2 separate regions of the Homo sapiens genome follow, and region 1 is linked to region 2. Evidence: chromatin contacts called from ENCODE Hi-C or POLR2A ChIA-PET data. All regions are on one chromosome and are shown on one strand. Each heading gives the region's core, a stretch centred on a gene start or an enhancer-like site at or near the end of the contact. The rest is flanking DNA. Distances are from core to core; before and after follow the strand shown. Region 1 overlaps EIPR1 (EARP complex and GARP complex interacting protein 1). Region 2 overlaps EIPR1 (EARP complex and GARP complex interacting protein 1).

Region 1 (6,998 bases), core at 1,158-3,657, 61 kb before region 2:
CCTATGAACCGCCTGGGAGGAGGTGAGAATTTATCAGAAATGGATATGACAGACACTTAGAAGACTGTCTGGATATAGACATAAATGAAAGGGGTGAGTTGAAACTGTCAGATCACTTTCAGCCTGGCTGTGGGAGAGATTGTGGCGGTGTCGTCAATGGTGAGGGCCTTTCTGGAGGGCGGGCAGGTCCCCCTTTGTCTGTCTTTCCCCGTCTCCTGCACCTGCTCCTCCCCAGGGTTGTCAGGTCTGTGAAGGTGGCCCCAGTCCGTTACTCAATGGGGGCACAGGACAGGAGTGGAGGGCTGAACTGGACGGCAGTGGAGGGTTGAACTGGATGGGAGTGGAGGGTTGAACTGGACAGGAGTGGAGGGCTGAACTGACGGGAGTGGAGGGTTGAACTGGACGGGATTGGAGGGCTGAACAGGACGGGAGTGGAAGGTTGAACTAGATGGGATTGGAGGGTTGAACTGGACGGGAGTGGAGGGCTGAACTGATGGGACTGGAGGGCTGAACGGGATGGAAGTGGAGGGCTGAACTGGACGGGAGTGGAGGGTTGAACTGGACGGGACTGGAGGGCTGAACTGGACGGGAGTGGAGGGCTGAACTGTACGGGAGTGGAAGGTTGAACTGGACGGGATTGGAGGGCTGAACAGGACGGGAGTGGAAGGTTGAACTGGATGGGATTGGAGGGTTGAACTGGACGGGAGTGGAGGGCTGAACTGATGGGACTGGAGGGCTGAACTGGACGGGAGTGGAGGGCTGAACTGGTTGGGAGTGGAGGGTTGAACTGGACGGGAGTGGAGGGTTGAACTGGACGGGAGTGGAGGGTTGAACTGGACAGGAGTGGAGGGTTGAACTGGACGGGAGTGGAGGGTTGAACTGGACGGGAGTGGAGAGTTGAACTGGACGGGATTGGAGGGCTGAACTGGACGGGACTGGAGGGTTGAACTGGACGGGATTGGAGGGTTGAACTGGACGGGAATGGAGGGCTGAACTGGATGGCAGTGGAGGGCTGAACTGGACGGGACTGGAGGGCTGAACTGGACGGGAGTGGAGGGCTGAATTGGACGGGACTGGATGGCTGAACTGGACGGGACTGGAGGGCTGAACTGGACAGGAGTGGAGGGCTGAATTGGACGGGACTGAAGGGCTGAATTGGACGGGAGTGGAGGGTTGAACAGGACGGGAGTGGAGGGCTGAACTGGACGGGACTGGAGGGCTGAACTGGACGGGAGTGGAGGGCTGAATTGGACGGGAGTGGAAGGTTGAACTGGACGGGATTGGAGGGCTGAACAGGACGGGAGTGGAAGGTTGAACTGGATGGGATTGGAGGGTTGAACTGGACGGGAGTGGAGGGCTGAACTGATGGGACTGGAGGGCTGAACTGGACGGGAGTGGAGGGCTGAATTGGACGGGACTGAAGGGCTGAATTGGACGGGAGTGGAGGGTTGAACAGGACGGGAGTGGAGGGCTGAACTGCAGGTGTCAGGATCACATAGTCTTGGTTGCTGGATGTGGAGCAGAACCATGTCTTCTGATGAGGTTGCCTGGGTGATTCTGAGAAACGCTGGGAACCCTGGACACTTTGTTCCTCAGCCCTGGCCATCTCAACTCCGATCTCGCCAGACCACCTCCCCGCGCACAGCACGCTGTTCCCTGGATCTCTGCAGCCTTGCGTGGCGCTCCGTGGGGTCTTGGGAAGATCATCTCTGTGGCTTCACCGCTGCCTGTCCGCGTGCCTGGGCGTTTCCAGCCCTTCAGATGGATCCTTTCTGTGTGAACTTGGTGACCGTGTCTGTCTTCCTACATCAGAGTCAGCAAATCACACAGTGGGGATTTTGTAACAGGAAATCTTTTCAAACCATGCAACAAGTACTGTAAATCGGAGATTTGAGTGATAGGGTTTTATGAGAATCTTCATTATTCAACCCAAATTATATGACTGTATAAGATTTTTAACAGTCTTCCTTTGACAGCGATTGACTCTTTGGGGTTATACTCTGTCTGTTATGGCTGGTCAGCCTGCTGTGATTCCCGGTCCTCCCAGCACCCGATGGATCCCGCCGTCTGCCAGCAGAGGGCGAAGCTTCCCGGGCGCAGAGGCCGCACCGTATCACGTGTCGTCTATTGTGTTCACGGTGCCGGGAAACACTCAGAAGTCAGGTTGCCGGCGTCTGGCGGGTTTGTGGCTGCTCCTTATCTTTGGAGTAGTCTTCCTGTGCTTGGGGAAATTTCCTAGGTTATTAGTCGCATTTCCCAATATGAAAATAAGAAATCTATTTTCCAGTTTCGCTGTGACCCGACTCTGCTGGCCTGAGCATTTGGGTGAGACTGATTCAGACGTGGCAGCGTGAGGGGACAGTGGGGGCTGCCACTGCTGCTGTGAGTGGCGGTCGAGGTGGCAGCAGTGCCGGTGACTTCCAGGTGGTGGTCGGTCCCTGGCACGCAGCAGCCTAAGGCAGCAGCAGAGCTGTGGGGTGGCTTCCTTTGTGCTGGATGGGGGCCGCAGAGACTCCCCTGCTGGGCCATGGCCCTGGTGAGGCTCCGAGCTTGGCCCCCAGAGGCTCCCCTTAGCCTGGCCCTCGGCATGGCTGGTGAGAGTGAGCTGCCTGGCACCCCTCCCCTTCCACCCAGCCCCTCACGTTGATCTCCTTTTCTGCTTAATCAGCCGGAGCCAGCTTTTGTGAATTGCAACTAAAAGTGCAGCAAATACACGTGACGTTGGGCTGTGTAAGTCCCCAGGCTGGGGATGGTTACATAGGTGGACACAAGGGCACTGGCTGTCACCACAACTGAGTGCAGCTGTGAGCCAGCGCCACTGTCACTTTTCAGCGGTCTTCATATTTAATCTCCACAACTCTTGAGTCACAATTTCAGTTTTACAGATGAAAAAAACGGAGTCAGATTTCGTGTCCCTGCTGTGGCTGCCCAGGCCCTCCCTCCTGCTGACCTTGGCCCTGGAGCTTCTGCCCTTTTCCTCTGTTCTGTTCTCAGTATTGATCCCTCTCTGCTGCATGCCAGACGCCCTGCTGGAGCGCCCCGAGCTCAGCCATGCAGACACGGCTGGCCTGGCCTTTGGGAGCCTGTCGTCTGATGGGAAGACAGACACAAAGCAAGCAGTTCACCCAGAGTGACAGTGACAAGGTGGCGGGGGTTCCAGGATGCAGGGAGGGCTGTGGATCCGCAGCGGGCCTGGGCTTCTGGCAATGGCCACTGCAATGGGGCACAACCTCTGGTTCCGCGACGTCACGTCACTGCCATCGCTGTCTTCATCCGGCCTGTCGCCATCCACCAACTGCACTCAGGATCAGCTTGCTAAAGCCCAGCAGCAGAAGGAGAAGCAGCCAACAGAAAAGAACTGGGAGGCAAAGAAAGGAGAGTGTGGTGCTGGGAGGATGAGACAGCATGAGAAAGCCAAGGACCTGGATTTCAGAAGAGGGATTGTCTTCTAATTGCTTGAAACCGCAGTTTGCCACTCACCACACGTTTTATTTAAATTTAAATTTTAATTAATTGTTAACATTTAAATTTTTTGTAGAGACAGGGTCTTGCTGTGCTGCCCAGGCTTCACCAGAACCACAGAATATCAGGCGGTGACTCTGATCCTGTGATTCATTAGACATTGGCCCAGAGGCACCCTCGTTAAACTCAAAGCTGATTGAGTTTAGGAAATCAGGGGTTTTCTTTTTGCTGTATGCCGGAAAGTTTTCAGGTGGCTGGATCTGGAACCCCAAGTCGCTGAGGGAGTATTCTATACACAGGTTTCTTGAATTCAGTTCCACTCTGGAGATTTTCCCACTGCTGGCGTGGCCTCAGGAGCCCTGTAAAAGAGTCCTGTGAGCTTCTGCTTTATCGCATCTGGCAGTCTCTCCGCCTTCAGAGCCCTCATGGTGGTCCTGTCAAATCCTAACTGATGCGCTGCTCCGCCTTCTGGCCTCCTGACCCTTGTTTTAGAAGTGAGAAGCCCAGATGTGAGTTCTAAATTTGTTTTTATTCCCACGTGTTCCTGATAGAAACACCTACCACATCTAACACCTAAGACATTTTAAATGGTGGGTTTGAGTATCCACAGGTATCAAAGATGACTAACCATCCCTTGCCACTTGTCACTTTATTTTTATCCTACTGTGTTATTTTATCACCTTGAGACTGTATTTAATCAGTCTCTGAAATGAAAATAAGAGGTTTGAGGTGTCAAACAAATATTATAAGACCAGAAACACTTTTCTCGTTTGGTTTTGTTTTTAACACAGTTCAGGTATGTTTGGCCACCATTGTGGGTACCTGAGTAAGAACTAATTACTCAATAATGAGCCTGGCCCACTTGGAAGAAGAAAGAGCATTGTCTGACTTAGTGACCTGGCCTGGGAGACTCCTCAGTGTTCAGATGGCTGTCCCCTGGCAGGCACAGGGAGTGAAGGCCAGTTCTCCTTGGAGCATTCTCTAACTTAGTGACCTGGCCTGGGAGACTCCTCAGTGTTCAGATGGCTGTCCCCTGGCAGGCACAGGGAGTGAAGGCCAGTTCTCCTTGGAGTCCCCGGGACCTGCCTCCATGCTTGTTGTTGTGAAGGGGTCAGAAAGAAGATGTGTGTTTGTTGCCGTCTACTGCATCTCACTTGGAACTGAGTCACTCATCCCGGAAGCTGCATCTGAAAAGCAAGGCTCATTGCGGAATCTCATGCAGACACAGAGGAACTTGCGTGCCCGTGATGCTGACCTCTGCTTGTCCAAAGAAACTGTCATTTCCCAAAACATTTTTGGAACTTTTCTTTCAGAAATGCTCTAAAAGTCAGCTTCAGTGCCATCTGAGAAAATCTCTCTGCTGTGTTTTTGTAGGATACTTTTTGGCTCCTGATAATTTAGCCCTATGAATCATCTTTTTCATTCATCAGGCTGGCCTCTGAGATTTTTGACTATTTTGAGAACTGTACCCTGAAAAACAAGATTTCTCCTAATGAAGAACACACAGAAGCCTGTGCTGTTGGAATTGGCACTGTCCGGAGTTCACAGGTTCACTCGCTCACTCGCTGTTTATAACCCATGACATATATACTCTCTTGTAGAAAACATGCCTGGGCGACAGCTGGTTTACAAACGCTTTTGGACCATTAGGTATTTGTATGATTGGGACATCGGGACTTCCCAGCATCATCCAGAAATAAGTGCATTGTGTGTACCTTCTTGTTTTTGTTTTTGGTTGATTCTTTTTTTTTTTCATGGAAATGGTATTGGCAAGAAGGCTGTTTGATAGGGTATTAGCGCGAAAGCCCATTTGACCCTGAAGTACAGCCTTGAGAAACGGACACATTGGAGAGGCTGTGAGGCAAGGATGTGGCCGTGGACATGCAGGTGGCATTGAGGCGAGACTGCTGGGAGCCCAGTCCAGGCTTTTTAGGGAGCAATGATGAAGGCACTGTAAGAGCAGAGGAGGGGTGCTTGCATCCTGAAGCTGAGGCACTGACGAGAAGGAGAGGGGGCGGGCCTGTGTAAAGGCATTTAGATAGACCTGTGCTGGAAAGACCAGAAGCCAGCCATTCATATGTAATCACTGTCTAGGTACAAAGGAGAGTACATGTGTTACAGGGGAAACTGTCGTTTTAATGGACCAAATAGAATTTTGGAGTTTTGACATCTTAAAACTAGTTTTCCATAATATAGGACATTCATTTTGCAATTGTGAAAACTGGGAGGTTAAAAGTCTTGTTTGGGATTTCACAGGGTTGAATTATATGAAATTGCTGAAATTTGACCCTTTTTGACCTATAAGAATGGCAGTTTCATATGGTTCAAACTATTGATTTAGTGATCCAGCCACAGCTGTCTGCACTGGAGTTTGCGCTTTGCCAGGCCAGGCTGCATACCTCACTGGGGAATCTTAGGGTCCCTGTCAAGAGGCACCTTGGAGACCAAATAGTGTGACTCTTGCGTCATAAATTTGCTGAGTCTGGGCTCTGAGCACTTGAGTGACTGGCCCAGGATCACTCGACTGTGAGTGGTGGTGCCGAGACTGGGAACGAGATCCTTTTCACTCACTGCCTAGAGAACCAAGCTTTCTACAGACTGTCAAGAGAGGGAATGCAGCTTGGTGAATGACATCTTAGGGACGTATAAGATTGCATGTAAACTGCCAGGTTGTCTGTCTTCCGTGATTTGGCAAAACCTAAGAAGAGCTTACATAGCTTACACGTATGGCCATAACTCAAAGTGTGTGTGTGTGTGTGTGTGTGTGTGTGTGTGTGAGAGAGAGAGAGAGAGAGAGAAAATATTTTCCTTTCTGAAATTTAAAACATACAAATGGGAATTTCAGCAGGCTATAGTGTCAAAGTCAATAGTATGATTTGCCCATTAAAACAAAAAGCCAATCTAATCCAAGGACTCTCTTTTCCTAAGAGAAGGAGATATTCGTAACAAGGCCGCGCCCAGTCAGATCACATCCATGTGGCATCCAGCTCTCAGAATGCCATCAGCAGAGCCCCAAGCAGAGTCGCTGGGACAATGAGCTGACCCAGGGCCGAGCACTGCAGGACAAGGGGCCAGGACAGTGAGCTGACCCAGGGCCGAGCACGGCAGGACGGGGGGCCAGGACAATGAGCTGACCCAGGGCGGAGCACTCCAGGACAGGGGGCAGTCCATGGAGGCTCACGCGGGAGGCCCTGTGGAGAGACAGACACAGCGACATTCTCAGCAACAGCTAGGACTTGTGATGAATCTTGGCTTCCTGAAGTCCAGAACTCACCCTGGTCATCTCATTACTTTTGAAAAATGAGAACCCCCATTTTAAATGTTTGAGGCTTTTTGGCCTCATTAATAGTGCTATGGTGGGGCTTTCCTGTATCTGTGGGGCTGTTAAGCGGGAGAGGACTGGACCTTCTCTTTCTGATCCCAGGGCAAAGATCTGAGCGCAGTGAGCAGGAGCGGGGTAGGTAAGGGAGAAGTTAACACCGAGTCAGACGATGTCCCCTGGAAGGCTGGGCTTGACGTCTGCAGCTGTCCCAGAG
Region 2 (6,929 bases), core at 818-3,317:
TAGGATTTTAGTTCAATTTCCATTAAATAATGTGGTTCAAAAGTATGTTTTTGTTGATCCTTTTATGAAGCAAATGGGTGTTTTAGGTAAAGAGAGGCAGATCGGTGTGTCCAGGCGAATGGCTCAGAAAACGCCTTAGTCCATTTGGGCTGCTTTAGCACAATCCCATAAACCAGGTAGCTTCCAGACAGCAGAAATTCATTGTTATAAGTTCTGGAGGTTGGGAAGTCCACGATCAAGGCGCTGGCTAAGTTGGTGTCTGGTGAGGCCCCTCTTCGTGGTTCACAGATGGCTCCTTTTTGCTGTGTCCTCTAGTGGTGGAAGGGAAGAAGGAGCTCCCTCAGGCCTCTTTGATAAAGGGCACTGATTTTGTTTGCCAAGGCTTTGCCCTCATGATCTGATTACCTTCCGGAGGCTCTGACTCCTAATACTTTCACTTTGGGGATTAGAATTTCCACATGTGAATTCTTGACGGGGTGGGGGGCTTCCAACAAGAACATAGCAGAATAAGTTTTTCAAAATTCTATTTGTGATATTTAAACTTGAAGTTTAAATAATTTTAAAATGTTATGCCTGAAGGTATACTAACCCTGCATGTAAGGAATTTTAACTAGAGTTGACTTTTCTTCTATGTTTAATAAACAGGGGTCAGGGGAGGAGAAAGAGAAGAAGTAGAAGAAAAAGGAGACCAAACTGCTGTTCAGGTTTTAGACAGCACATTTTACCTAGAAATGTGTTATGATTCAGAGGCTATCTTTGGACTTGCTGAGAAGACCCAGGGAGAAGACTGTTTGATATGTTAACGTTTCCCTGGAAGTCCTTTGCTGATGCAGCCGTGCTCTCCCACCTGCATCCTGGGAGGAGCTCTGCAGTGAGGGAGCCCCTGTGGGCCTGGGTTGTCACAGCCTTAGAGAGGAGACACCATGTGAACCCGAGAGAGGACACAGGTGAGCCCTGGGGCTGGTGTGAGTTCTGTCCGTCAAAAGGGCATTCTGAGCCCTGCCTGTGCTCCTCCAACCCTCTGTGGGATGGAGAGTCAGGACTGTGAGGCCTCCAGCATGGAGCCATGTCCTGGACGTCACAGCAGAGCCATGCCCTGTACGTCACAGCCCATATCTGCCCCAAGGACAGGCTTGCCCGGGTTGTGGCCCATTTCCCACCAGAGGATAGGGTTTTGAGGAATGGAGGGCTGGGTGATTAGGGCCGTTGTTTTTCTGCCTACACACTGATAAATGGTCCTGGTTTTGCTTGTGAATTCTTTTTAAATTTTTAAAAAAAATTTTTAATTTAATTTCATTTTGGGTTTTTTTTGAGATGGAGTCTTACTCTTGTCACCCAGGCTGGAGTGCAGTGGCGCGATCTCGGCTCACTGCAACCTCTGCCTCCCGGGTTCAAGCAGTTCTCCTGCCTTAGCCTCCTGAGTAGCTGGGACTACAGGCGTGGGCCATCACACTCAGCTAATTTTTGTATTTTTTAGTAGAGATGGGGTTTTACCACGTTGGCTGGGCTAGTTTCGAACTCCTGACCTCAGGTGATCCACCTGCCTTGACCTCCCAAAGTGCTGGGATTACAGGTGTGAGCCACCGTGCCTGGCCTTGCTTGTGAATTCTTAGTGTTAGAGTGCTTGTTTCTGTTGAGCTATGCCCAAGTTCTATGAAGCATATACTTAGGCTGTTAATTATTGATGTCAGTCTCCACAAAAAAGAAAAAAATTGGAGAAAAAAGCCATTCCCCTCATGTGCAGCCCGTATCTTCCTTTTGCTTTCTGTCAGACTTTAAACGGGGTTATTTGGTTGATGGAGCTATATGTTTGTCCCAGTGAGAGATGTCTGAGTAAACACAGACTTTTAATAACTGAGTTACCCAGTGTCAAACTTCCATGCTTGCCTGTCAGAAAGCGTTCCCAGGAAGCATAGAAACATGATTCTGTTCCTGGAAGTATTCCATAGGTCCCAACATAAAGAACTTGTACATCTGCAGATTTGATCAAAGGGAGCCTGGGGACTGAACGGTGTGATTCTCGGAGTTTCCTTTTTTATACTTCTTGCACGTGTGGAAAGCTGTCACGTGCTTTACTGTGGCTTTGCAAGCAGGAAGAAATTAACCACATTGCCAAGTCTGTGTGTTGTAAACGATTTGTAAGCTGGGGAAATAATTCATTATATTCTCTTTTAAAAGGGTTTCTCAAAGTTCAACTGGTAAGCAATGACATAATCACCATCATTGGATAGATACATATCTTTCTTAAGGCTTCTCCTTCTTCAGTACAGTAATAAACTTGAGTTTTAGGAAGCATTTGGAATCTTAGTCTGAGCACAAGCTTCCACGCCATCTGAAATCTCTGTCTTCCAGCCGTCGATGGCTGCTGCCTGGTGTGTGGTGTGGAGTCAGGGGCCTGAAATCTCTGTCTTCCAGCCGTCAGTGGGTGTGGAGTCGGAGGCCTGAAATCTCTGTCTTCCAGCCATCGGTGGGTGTGGAGTCGGGGGCCTGAAATCTCTGTCTTCCAGCCATCGATGGCTGCTGCCTGGTGTGTGGTGTGGAGTCGGGGGCCTGAAATCTCTGTCTTCCAGCCGTCAGTGGGTGTGGAGTCGGGGGCCTGAAATCTCTGTCTTCCAGCCATCGGTGGCTGCTGCCAGGTGTGTGGTGTGGAGTTAGGGGCCTGAAATCTCTGTCTTCCAGCCGTCAGTGGCTGCTGCCGGGCCCATGGTGTGGAGTCGGGGGCCTGAAATCTCTGTCTTCCAGCCGTCAGTGGCTGCTGCCGGGCCTGTGGTGTGGAGTCGGGGGCCTGAAATCTCTGTCTTCCAGCCATCAGTGGGTGCTGCCTGGTCCGTGGTGTCGAGTCGGGAGCTCCTGTTCTGTTAGGAGCTGTGCCTCTTGCCATTTGTCCTGGTACCTCCCCTTCCCATCCTACATGACGGCGGGGCTAGGAGGCATCTGCACACCATCGAATGTAGTCGATTTTGTGTTGAGGTTGTTCTGAGAATTTCTTGGTGTCCCTAGAGTTATCCCCACCCCACGTGCCAGAGTCCAGAATGGTGAATCACTCATTTTAGAATCACTTATTTGAAGAAGAAAAGTATGCATTTTGTTTGATCAGCATGAAACCTGCCGAATTAGGACCATATCCCACGATGATGACCCTTGTGAATGCCTCAAAGAAGTTCAGCTTGTTATTTGCTTGTTTCAGTTTATCTGGGCTTATTGACACAGCCCATTTCCAGCACCTTCCTCTCAGTGGCAATGAAGGGATGCTGCATACTCACATCAGGTGTGCGCCACCTAGTTCCTGACTTGTTCATATCGTTTTATGTCCTCTCCAATTCAGTGGGAGAGACTGATAAAGCAGAAAAGTGGGTGATTTTTACGAACAAAGAAATAAACGTCTTAGTTTGGAGTAGCGAGTATTGCAGAAATTCTAGGTTATTTTCTCATGTTTATGGCACTAGTTTCATGGTGATGGTCCATGATAAAATAGAAATTCTCTTTTTATTGCACTTTGCATACTCCAGTTATTCCAAGGTATACGGCAAACAGTAATGATTATAGGGATTGCTACGTATAAAATAACAGCAGTTATTTCCAGATGTATCACCCATGGATAAATAGTGAAAGATACGATAAAGGAGCTCTCCCTACCATAATTCTGGCTGGCAGTTGGGCCCCCATGGATTACCTCGTGGCATCTGCATCTCAGCTCTGCGGAGGTGCCTTCAAAATGCTTTGTTTTAGGAGGTACCAGCTGGCTTTGCTTTAGGAGGGACCTGCTCGCTGTTCTTGAGGAAGGATCTGCTGGCTATTCCTGAGGAAGAGTCTGCTGCTTTTCTTTAGGAAGGATCTGCTGGCTTTGCTTTAGGAAGAGTCTGCTGGCTTTTCTTTAGGAAGGATCTGCTGGCTTTGCTTTAGGAAGGATCTGCTGGCTTTGCTTTAGGAGGGATCTGCTGGCTTTGCTTTAGGAGGGATCTGCTGGCTTTGCTTTAGGAGGGATCTGCTGGCTTTGCTTTAGGAAGGATCTGCTGGCTTTGCTTTAGGAAGGATCTGCTGGCTTTGCTTTAGGAAGGATCTTCTGGCTTTGCTTTAGGAGGGATCTGCTGGCTTTGCTTTAGGAAGGATCTGCTGGCTTTGCTTTAGGAAGGGTCTGCTGGCTTTGCTTTAGGAGGGATCTGCTGGCTTTGCTTTAGGAGGGATCTACTGGCTTTGCTTTAGGAGGGATCTGCTGGCTTTGCTTTAGGAGGGATCTGCTGGCTTTGCTTTAGGAGGGACCTGCTCACTGTTCTTGAGGAAGGATCTGCTGGCTTTTCTTTAGGAGGGATCTGCTGGCTTTTCTTTAGGAGGGATCTGCTGGCTTTTCTTTAGGAAGGGTCTGCTGGCTTTGCTTTAGGAGGGATCTACTGGCTTTGCTTTAGGAGGGATCTGCTGGCTTTGCTTTAGGAGGGATCTGCTGGCTTTGCTTTAGGAGGGATCTGCTGGCTTTTCTTGAGGAAGGATCTCCTGCTTTGCTTTAGGAAGGATCTGCTGGCTTTGCTTTAGGAAGGATCTGCTGGCTTTGCTTTAGGAAGGATCTGCTGGCTTTGCTTTAGGAAGGGTCTGCTGGCTTTGCTTTAGGAAGGATCTGCTGGCTTTGCTTTAGGAGGGACCTGCTCGCTGTTCTTGAGGAAGGATCTGCTGGCTGTTCCTGAGGAAGAGTCTGCTGGCTTTGCTTTAGGAAGGGTCTGCTGGCTTTGCTTTCTTTAGGAAGAGTCTGCTGGCTTTTCTTGAGGAAGGATCTGCTGCTTTGCTTTAGGAAGGATCTGCTGGCTTTGCTTTAGGAAGGATCTGCTGGCTTTGCTTTAGGAAGGGTCTGCTGGCTTTGCTTTAGGAGGGATCTGCTGGCTTTGCTTTAGGAAGGGTCTACTGGCTTTTCCTTAGGAAGGATCTGCTGGCTTTTCTTTCTTTAGGAAGAGTCTGCTGGCTTTCCTTGGGAAGGATCTGCTGGCTTTGCTTTAGGAAGGGTCTGCTGGCTTTGCCCAGTGTTCTAGTTTCACATCACCCTGGAGAAGAACAAAGAGACCTGTTTATGTGTTTGAAGCTTCATATGTGAATACATGTCATAGGACCAGAGACCCATATATGTAAGGAAGGAGATGGAAAGAAAATAAGAGTTAGGAGAAGCCTAGGTTGGGGTTAATGAGCAGCCAGGAAGGGGGATGCCCTGAGTGTCTGCACCGTGCTGAGGGCAGGGCCACATGTGGAAAGGGGGTTAATGAGCAGCCAGGAAGGGACGCCCTGAGGGTCTGCACCGTGCTGAGGGCAGGGCCACATGTGGAAAGGGGGTTAATGAGCAGCCAGGAAGGGATGCCCTGAGGGTTTGCGCTGTGCTGAGGGCAGGGCCACACGTGGAAAGCAAACAGGCACCCGGGATGTCCATGCAGAGCAGACGCACGATGGCCAAATCAGAAGACGGATCCACCTCATGGCCAAATCTGAAGACAAAACTGCCGGCACACTGAGCCTCCTTCCTGTGTCTAAGCGTCTGTGCATCAACCACAGAGATGGTCATTTTACTAAGAAAGTGAGCCTGGGTTGTCTGTGCTGGAAGATTCCCCAGCCGTATTTCCTGTGTGAAGGCGGCTTTTATCTGCTCTCCCTTCTGTGTGTACCTGTGGGGTTTTGTTTGCTTTTCTTTTCCTACATATTTTAATTTGTGAACTGGCCCATACCCACCTGTAATATTGAGAAGGGGAGGACACAGCCTGATGGGGCCTGTCCCCAGAGGTCCCAGACCCTTGGCGCCTCCTTGTCCCTGTCGATCCACTCTCAGACTCTCCCAGTGGCCGGGTGGGGTCTGCTGTGCAGGCGGCCGGGCAGAGCCAGGTTGCGTCCCATCCTTGGCCGTGGCACCTCATCTGTTGACTGTGGGTTTTTGTGTGTTTTCTTTTTCCTTCAACATGCTCTCCCCTTCCAGGCTCTCCCAGAGACTTCATGCCGAGCTTAGATAGTCCTGGAAGGAAGCCTCTGGGAGTTTCTCCATCCCGGGCTGGCTGGCTCCCTTCTTAACACAATCTTTTCCAAGGCTAGGTAGTGGACGGTGAGTGGCACGGTGAATGTAAGGAGCCGGAGGGCCCGCTGTCCTTGCCCGTCTTGTCTGGGAATCTCAGGGCATGCAGATGATGTGGCCAGTTGGCCTCTTGCAGCATGGAAAGCAAGCTCCTTTCTCTTCACACTCATGTAATTCAGAGACTGCAAGATGAACCCTTTCAGAAATGAACGGCGAAGGTTCAAAGGCATCCCTTGATTCATACCCTGAAGTTATTCAGAGTTAATTTTCCACATTGGACGCTTCCTCTGTGAAAACAAAAGTCTCTAAATTCTCCTGACAGTGGGGAGACCAGAAGGAAGGCTGCACTCTGGGCCACAGTGGCAGTGGGGTGTGCATGGTGTATGGCATCTGAGAGAGAAGGAATGTGAGGAAGGTCCCCCACTTTGTGCATTAGCCTTAAAAGCAGAAGAGAACAATCAGCATCCCCACAGGGACCCACAGCCCAGGGCTCTGGGATGGGAATCACCTGTGCAGGCGACAGGACCTCCCGCGGCTCTGGAGTGTCACCAGCCCGTGGAGGGAGACAAGAGAGGCCCAGCTGGCCGATGTAGGTGGAAGAGCACCAGGGGTCACGGGCGCTCCGGAAAGCCGTGTTGGTGACTCCGGTCCTGAGCTGCTGGGTAAGATGTGGGTAGGATGGCCACACATGATTGAGTTTGGATGCCTTTCGGAACAGATGAAACATTGAGTTTTAGACATCTCTTGGAGGTTTTTTTCTTCTTAAAATATACCTCCATGGAATTTTTTTGGTGCATGCAAAGGTGATCATTTCAGTGTCCAGCCAAATTTTCAAGAAGCTTTTACGGTTTTCGTGAGGGAGGCTGTTGGCATTTGGGTGAGATAAGCCTTTGTC

Evidence for each region. Hi-C counts contacts between places; a loop is a spot of excess contacts on that map. ChIA-PET counts read pairs that join two places held with the same protein, here RNA polymerase II (POLR2A). Pooled maps may share reads with other maps.
Region 1: a loop to region 2 is called in a map of naive thymus-derived CD4-positive, alpha-beta T cell, with 6 times the contacts of the local background. The contact joins two enhancer-like sites. A Hi-C loop is called at or near these places in 4 of 168 maps with a recorded cell type or tissue (B cell, CD8-positive, alpha-beta T cell, GM12878 and 1 more), 7 of 37 single-sample maps with no recorded cell type and 14 of 50 pooled maps. POLR2A ChIA-PET finds 5 or more read pairs at or near these places in 1 of 52 experiments (H1).

Annotation. Positions count from the first base shown.
Region 1 is chr2:3,298,866-3,305,863 of GRCh38, reverse strand. The region is part of intron 3 of EIPR1 (EARP complex and GARP complex interacting protein 1); the gene reads left to right. Among named protein-coding and RNA genes, the nearest start is that of EIPR1, 75 kb to the left of the region's middle. Within about 2 kb of position 2,407, at least 9 of the 41 ENCODE cell types and tissues checked have a DNase peak (open chromatin) inside an H3K27ac peak, as active enhancers do.
Region 2 is chr2:3,238,014-3,244,942 of GRCh38, reverse strand. All of the region lies in intron 4 of EIPR1 (EARP complex and GARP complex interacting protein 1), which reads left to right. Among named protein-coding and RNA genes, the nearest start is that of LINC01250, 120 kb to the right of the region's middle. Within about 2 kb of position 2,067, at least 3 of the 41 ENCODE cell types and tissues checked have a DNase peak (open chromatin) inside an H3K27ac peak, as active enhancers do.